3 separate regions of the Mus musculus genome follow, and all the other regions are linked to region 1. The links are chromatin loops, found by intact Hi-C in ENCODE. Cell type or tissue: left cerebral cortex. All regions are shown on one strand.

Region 1 (2,500 bases):
CTCCTGTGTCTGCTAAAGCTAAATGTTCCTTCATGAGTCTGCTTTAGTTTTTCACCTGTGTCTACTTAAGCTTAATCTTCCTACATGTGTTTGCCCTAGCAAAACACCATCCAACTGACTTTCCAAAGAATCTGTAAGGTTCCACTTCCATTATTCAACCCTTCCCCATTTTTTTCAAGTTTTACATGTAAGAAAGCTAGCTGGATTAGTAGCATCAAGATGACATTTATTAAGTTTCATGGACATCAGTTTTTAACTATGGCACCTAGTTATAGCATATTGAGAATATGAGTGTTCAAACAACCCTAATATTCACCTACAGTTTATTAATAATTTTAGGTCACGGAATGCAAAGGAATGAACCTACATCATTATTATCCTCATCATTATCAACATTTTGTAAAGGTTTTAAAAGTTAAGAGAAATGCAAATGAATAAAATGATTAATTAAAAAGGAAAAATATTAGGAGAAATTACAGAAAATGAAAAAAAAATGTTGTGTCTGAGTAATTGTTCATTCAGAAAGAATACAGACAGCACAAGGTGATTAAGAGAGATTAACATGTATTTATGTATACTTATATAAATATATTAATACAATATACATGTATGTGTGTTTGTATATGCGTGTATAGATGTATTAACAACACAACACACACATATCTGAATTTTCCAAATGCAACTGCAATGTAAGGCACCTTTTATTATGTATATTCATGTGAGTAGAGAAATCCACTTTAGCATAGCTGAGAACTGTGTTCACACCATGGGAAAGCACTGAGTAGAGAAAAAGCATTTTTAGGCTTGGTTCTGACTGCTCTCCTGTAGCATCACCATCCTGTCATCCAGCCACATGTGCTTCTGATGCAGACCAGCATGCATATGCATAGCCATATGTTTCTTCCTTATGAGGTTCTTCATCTCTTCCTTGCCGTCCTATCCCTTGTATTCCACACATTGTATTTCACCCATCACACCGTTAGCCAAACAAGAAAAACTGTTGCTCCCCAGAGGCAAACAGAAGTGCCTGGGACATGTGAGGGTTGATCTATTCTGACCTTGTATGCTATGATTATGTTTCTGGGTGACTTCTCTGATTTGTCATCACAGAGGATAAATTAGTAGTTTTCTCTGCTTTGTGAGTTGCAGTGTAGGCTGAAGTTCTTTGCCACCCCTTCACTTTCAAATGAATTAAGGTTCTTAGAATAACCTAGAGGAATTGAGTTTTGCATGTGTTTCTAGCAGCTTTGTCTGCAATGTAGGTGATCTAAACTGCTAGGACACCCAAGAGAGTGCTGGTGAGAAATGCCATCTGACTCATCATCACCCATGAGATCCAAGTGTGAAATGTAGGGCGGGGTCTAGTGGGAAGGAAACAGGGCAGAATAGAAATGGAAAACCATGGAGAAGCTTCTCTTCCTCCAGGTCAACTGAAACCACAGACATTTAAAGAAGAATCACACTCTCCTCTCTTGATGGAACATCATTCAGGAGTACTACTACCTCCAAGAGAAATGTCATGAGGATTTGCAGAAAAAGGAAACTTTGGGAAGAGAAACTCAGTGGTAAGAAATAGCTCACAGAGTAGTTAGTGTCAGAACTCCGCATTGACATTAAGAATCTAAATGCATCTATATAACATTTAGGGACCAATATAAAGGAAAATCTGGATTTCCTCATATATAAAGCTCAAAATTGTATACCAAAGTTGTTGGGTTTTTTTTTTTTTTTTTTTTTTTTTTTTTTTTTTTTTTAAGAGGCGTTTCCTTTTGTTCTGTGTTCTTGCTCTTAACTCATGGTTGAGCACAATACTGGATTCTTACTATCACTCTAGATGGATAAAATGCATTGATTTATTGGCATGAACTTTATAATTTTAATTTGTGCAATGCTATTTTAAAGCATTTAAAGGTATTAACTCACCTAAGAAACCATAAGTTACAGAATCCAGATCTTCCACCTTATACACACAATTTAGTATCTTCATCTTACAAGAATAGTAGAAGCACTGCAAACAATTAGCTCAAAGTGCTAAAAACTAAACTCAGTGTTCAGCATAATAGTCAAAGAGCTTGCCACAGACTATGCCCTTAATTCTATGTTACTTGACACACACACAAAAATGTGTGTGTGTGTGTGGGGTGTGTGTGTGTGTGTGTGTGTATGTGGTATATGTGATATATAGCTATAGATGCATTCTTTTGTTTTCGTGTTGATGAATAATTACAGGATGAAAAATAGAACTATAGAATGCCATATGTGTTCTTTTGTATGTCCCTGTGTTAGACTCAGTGGTTGACTCACAGAAGAAAGTGATAGGATAATCTTCAACATTTCTGAAGAAGGAAATAATAGTTACAGCCTAAATAGATTAAGCATACTGTGTTAAGTAAAATTAGTTAGAGAAAGAAAAACCTATATGACTCTACCTTTATAAACAGTATGATATAGTCACACATAAAATCCAAAGTTCTTAAGGACTAAAAGAGAGAGAGAGAGA
Region 2 (2,500 bases), 1.3 Mb before region 1:
CTGTGGCACCTAATACTATCCACATCTGTGATCTGACCAGGGACAAAAGACACAATTATGTTCCAGAAATACTAAATTATAATCTTTGCCAATTATTGGTCACTGAACAGGTCAAACTCCAAAGCATGTCTTTTAAAAATGCTTGTTTCTGTTAAGTAAACATTTTAATTAAGCTTTTGAGAATTTCATACAATGTACTTTGATTATGTACACCCCTAACTCCTCTCCTTAACTCCTCCCAGATCCACTTGGAACACCCTACATTCCCCAAATTTGTACCATCTTTTGTTTTTAATTAATACTCATAAGCTCCAATTTCATATATTTCTGTTCATATACTTCTGGGTATGGGTATCATCCACTGGAGTGTGTGTGACCTACCAGAAACAACACACTCAAAGAAAACCAAACTTCTCACAAGCCACTAACTGTTCATAGCTCTTCACAAAGCTCTTTCCCCTTTAGGCTGGAATGCCGCCTTACTTGATCTGTGCAGGGCTTGTGTAGGCAACCGTAGTTGCTATGAGTTCATGCGAGCAGCGTTCCTGCCATGTTCAGAAGCCACAGTTTTGCTCTGGTCCTTCCAAACCTCTAGCTCTTTGAAATATTTCTGCTACCTCTTCTGTGATGATTCCTGAGCAAGGGAAGGTGTGAGATCCAGATGCCTCACTTGTGGCTGAGCACTCCACAGACACCGTTTCTCTGCACTTGGACCAGTTGAGAGTTCCCTCTGCCCACCACACAAGCACATTTCTCTGATAAAGCCAGAGAGCTGCACTGAACCCATTGCAGGACTGGTCTCCATGCTAGGTCTTTCCTGCACACGGGGCTTTTCATATCTTCTCCTGAAGTCTCATGAAGACAAAGAAAGTGACTGTGCATCTTTCAGGAATGAGAGGTATAGACTGTGCATTCTTCAGGAATGAGAGGTATAGACCATGCAGCAGCTGCCTGCTATCTCGGAAATTCCTCATCACTCTGAGCTTTAAAAATGGCAGTAGATTTTTCTTTCTACTCAGTAAAGCTCTCTGTTTGGCTTAATATAAAAATAGGTTGTAAGTGATTTGCCATTGAGTAAAACAGAAACACTGGGAACATGCCCTGTGTTTATGCCATGGCCTCCCATACTCCTAAGTATACTGCCAAATACTCCTTGGAATTTGCCAGCCTAATCTGAAAAGTGTAGCCATATATTATCTCTACTACTTACAACATCCAGGCAAGGGAAGCATATTTTGGCACAGTCCTTCAAAAAATAGGCACAGAAACTACTTGCCCAAATTTTCAAAGAATAACTTGAATCAAAACCTTCCCAGACATTTCCCAGTAAATTCTGGACTACCTTCTAAGATGATGTGAGGGAGTGTGTGTCTGAGACTCCAATGTCAATCTTCTGCAGAGCAGAGGATTTCGTTTCTGAACCTTTCTGAGCCAGCTTCATTCACGAATGCAAACAGTTTCTGTTAACTCAGCTCAAGCTCATGTGTGGCACGACTAGCGACTTTGCTGCCTGGAAGCATCTTCCAGGACCTGGTACAGGAAGGACTTCCTGCCATGAGAAAAATCAATGTTTGAATCCTCAAGCTAAACTCTCTCCCTGCTGGCCTCTCATGGCAATGTTCAGAGTCCGATCTGAATTTGGTGAGCAAAGCTGGTTCTTTATTTTTATGATGCGTACTATTATCTCTATATTGCAATGAGTTCCCTATACGTCATCGTTTATGACAGAGCTACTAGGTAATACTGTTACTGAAATACAATGAAAGATGTGTGTGTGTTCAAGTTTAAATTACTTTTTTGTAGCTAGATGGCATTAAGATGAACCATTCATCCTTTTCAGTACAACCAGTGAACGTGTGTTTAGGGTGGATCTGAGCCTAGAGGATGTCAGAGGATGGGAGGTTATAGAAATCCAGCCTCTGAGTGCTTGTCTATATTTTATTTGAAGAACCACAGAGAGAAATGTTGCTGTCCCTGAAAGTCTGCATGGTGTTTTTGGTCCACTGTAGATCTTCAAGTCTTTAGTGCCTTTCTGGAGGCTGCCCCTGAAGTTTCACTTTCCCATTTCTGAGTCCTTCCCTTAGGGTCAGCACAGTTCTGAATACCTATCAGCGTGCTATGATCACTGCTCCCATCCTGCCAGCAAAGGCAGAGCTAGTGGAATGGAGAACATAATCTCTGGGCAGAAGTAAGTAATGGCAAGCAAGGAAAAAACAAAAGGAAAAACAAACAAACAATAACAACAAAACCAGATGAAGCAGGGAGAGGAGGAGAGCCCACACTGCCTGCTTGGTTATTAGCTAAAACAGGCAAAGACAGCTGGTTTCAAAGTAACCACAAAGATAAAAATAGGACTTGATTTTCCTGCTTTTACCCTGAACTCCAGAAAAGTGAAAGTGCTTGGGAGCAAGGATCAAGTCCATTTGTTGATATGGAGAAAATTGTATAGAAACATTTTCTGTCTCTATAGAGAATGCTTAGATACAAAGAAAATAGGCTT
Region 3 (2,500 bases), 300 kb before region 1:
TAATTTATGTTTATACTCCATGTTCCATTCCCCAACCACCACCCATCCTCCATCTGCTCCACATCCCACACCTCCTCCCAACCTAACCCTGTCTCCACATAGATGCCCCCACGCCCCACCCGACCAGACCTTTAATCTCCCTGGCTCCTCCAGTCTCTTGAGGGTTAGGTACATCATCTCTGAATGTACACAGATCCAGAAGTCCTCTACTGTATGTCTGTTGGGGGCCTCATATCAGCTGGTGTATACTGTTTGGTGGTCCAGTGTTTGCGAGATCTTGGGTGTTCAGATTAATTGAGACTGCTGGTCCACCTACAGGATCGCCATTCTCCTCAGCTTCTTTCAGCCTTCTCTAATTCAACAACAGGGGTCAGCTGATTCTGTTCATTGGTTAGGTGCAAATATCTGCATCTAACTCTTTCAGCTGCTTGTTGGGTCTTTTGGAGGGCAGCCATCATAGATCTCTTTTTGTGAGCTCCCCATAGCCTCAGTAATAGTTTCAGGCCTTGGGACCTCCCCTTGAGCTGGATTCCACTTTGTGCCTGTCACTGGACCTTCTTTTCCTCAGGCTCCTCTCCATTTCTATACCTGTAATTCTTTTAGACAGCAACAATTCCCTCATTGTTTTTTTTTTTTAATGTGCAACTTTAGTTAAAAAGTGATAACAAGGAAAAAGCCGTTTTATATTCAAGATTATATGTAAATCTCATGACACACCATCTAGTTTGATATTAAGAATTATGAGTTTTAATTAATCATTTCTTTTCACCTGTAAAAGTTCCTCAGGCATTCCTGTAGTGCAATTACTTATATAACTTTAAGGGTATGTTTAAATTTAACATTCATATTCTAGTACTTTTTAAATGAGCAAGAAAGCTGTAAGAGGGGGCAAAAAGAGAGAGAGAGCTGCTGAGGGAAATGGAGAAAATAACACCTTTCTGCACTGAAACTTCTTTTTCTTCAGTTTAGAGGACTGTGGGGCCTCATTTGCACTTGCCTTTTCCAGAAGCTAACTTGTGGCACAGCTTACCTGCTTTTAGAACAGGTTGATTCTTTTGCCTTAGCATCCAGCCTAGTGCATTTGAGATTGCTGATGAAAGGCACTGTCAAATCCCAGGTCTATTTTGATAATGATTTGTACTTGTAAGGCAATCTGCCCATTAGTACAGAATAGGGAAAATTGGGACAGCACCTCACTAAAGGATCTCTGAAAACATGCAAGAAACTCTGGAGTTAGCTGGGCAGAAATTTATATTCCTATAGCATTTTGACTCAGCACACAAATGTGGGATGAATGGGGGTGTTTGCATTTGGTGCCAGATTGTTTGCCTACACCAGAGGCTGTCCTAAGAGATTTGTTGAATCTGCCTTGCCTTACAGATGAGAATTCATGGAAACTTTACTTAAAAGCCAAATTAGAGCACAGAGTTTCTCTACATTTTATCTATGGCTGCTCAAATAGAATGAACTGCCAATGATACTGAGGAGTCCAAACATATCCTAAGGCCTGCTCATTAGATGCAGGATAATCTATCAGTAGCCTCATGTTGTTTTTCTCTCTGGCAATTCTACTACTAAACCAGAGGCTAATTGTGTACCATGCATGCAATAGATCCTTTCTCCATCAATGCTATAAATTCACTCCCTACCTCAATATGTAATTGCAAAAACAGATGTATTGGGAAAACCATAACAACAATAATCTGGAATAAATTAGGCATAGGTTTAAAATATTCATTTATGTGAGTTTAAATATAAATTTTCCTTTTTGAAAGTTTTTTAAATAGCTACATTCAAAAAATACCTACACCTAAGGAAAAAAAAATGAGTTAATAAAAGCTGAAGGTCAAGAAAGTTCTTTGGCATTTAAGAGTAGTCAATAGTATTCATTTTCTTCCTGCTTCAATGAAGGCTGGAGACATACTCAGTTTTCCTATTGTTAGAGCTGTTAATAGGCTGTCACTCCCCAAATTCCAAGTACCTACTCCAATTACAGTTTGTAGGGAAACACTATTATGGTTCAGTGACATTCCCCAGATAATAAGAGGAGGCTCTGCTACTGGTGTAGGATCTACCCAGGTTTGCACTTCCCAGGCCACCTGAGAATTCAGTGAAAATTAAGGAACAGGGCAGGATGTGAGAGCTGGGTGTTTTGAGTATAATTCTGTCTGCTACATCTTCAGTGACTTCAAAGTTACACACCCCATAGCAAGCTTCTAGCTCTGTAGGATTTTATTGTTAAGACTATGTGTGCCATTACTCTGTGATACTCCAGAACTTACATAAATTAGACATTTATGGCTATCCTGGTGTCATCAATTCATACTTAAAATGAGACCTTCAGGTTATTTTGTTTCAAGAGTCTCCTTTGAGTAATTTTACATTTGGATTTTAAATTCTTATTCTTATATAAATATTTTGTTGATTGGACAATTAAAATATTACACTACAACATGCTCAAACATTTGAGTTATTATGTAGATCACAAAACTGTTCAATT

Evidence for each region. Hi-C counts contacts between places; a loop is a spot of excess contacts. Peaks named below come from ENCODE experiments on the same cell type or tissue, not always from the same donor. Only the 100,000 strongest peaks of a DNase experiment are listed, where the experiment ranks them.
Region 2: it touches region 1 in a loop (3-fold over the local background); 2 of 42 quality-filtered maps call a loop at or near these places.
Region 3: it touches region 1 in a loop (7-fold over the local background); 2 of 42 quality-filtered maps call a loop at or near these places.

The regions. Positions count from the first base shown.
Region 1 is chr2:108,288,645-108,291,144 of GRCm38, reverse strand. It overlaps Gm13912 (a long non-coding RNA gene), which reads left to right. Exons shown (of 3, transcript XR_374869.1): 2 at 1,426-1,565. Among named protein-coding and RNA genes, the nearest start is that of Gm13912, 1.4 kb to the left of the region's middle. In left cerebral cortex, no CTCF peak of the experiment used is centred here; DNase peaks (open chromatin) are centred at 895 and 1,228; H3K27ac peaks cover 690 bases.
Region 2 is chr2:109,613,344-109,615,843 of GRCm38, reverse strand. No RefSeq gene overlaps it. Among named protein-coding and RNA genes, the nearest start is that of Bdnf, 79 kb to the left of the region's middle. In left cerebral cortex, no CTCF peak of the experiment used is centred here; DNase peaks (open chromatin) are centred at 1,202 and 1,396.
Region 3 is chr2:108,583,803-108,586,302 of GRCm38, reverse strand. No RefSeq gene overlaps it. Among named protein-coding and RNA genes, the nearest start is that of Gm13912, 290 kb to the right of the region's middle. In left cerebral cortex, no CTCF peak of the experiment used is centred here; a DNase peak (open chromatin) is centred at 1,288.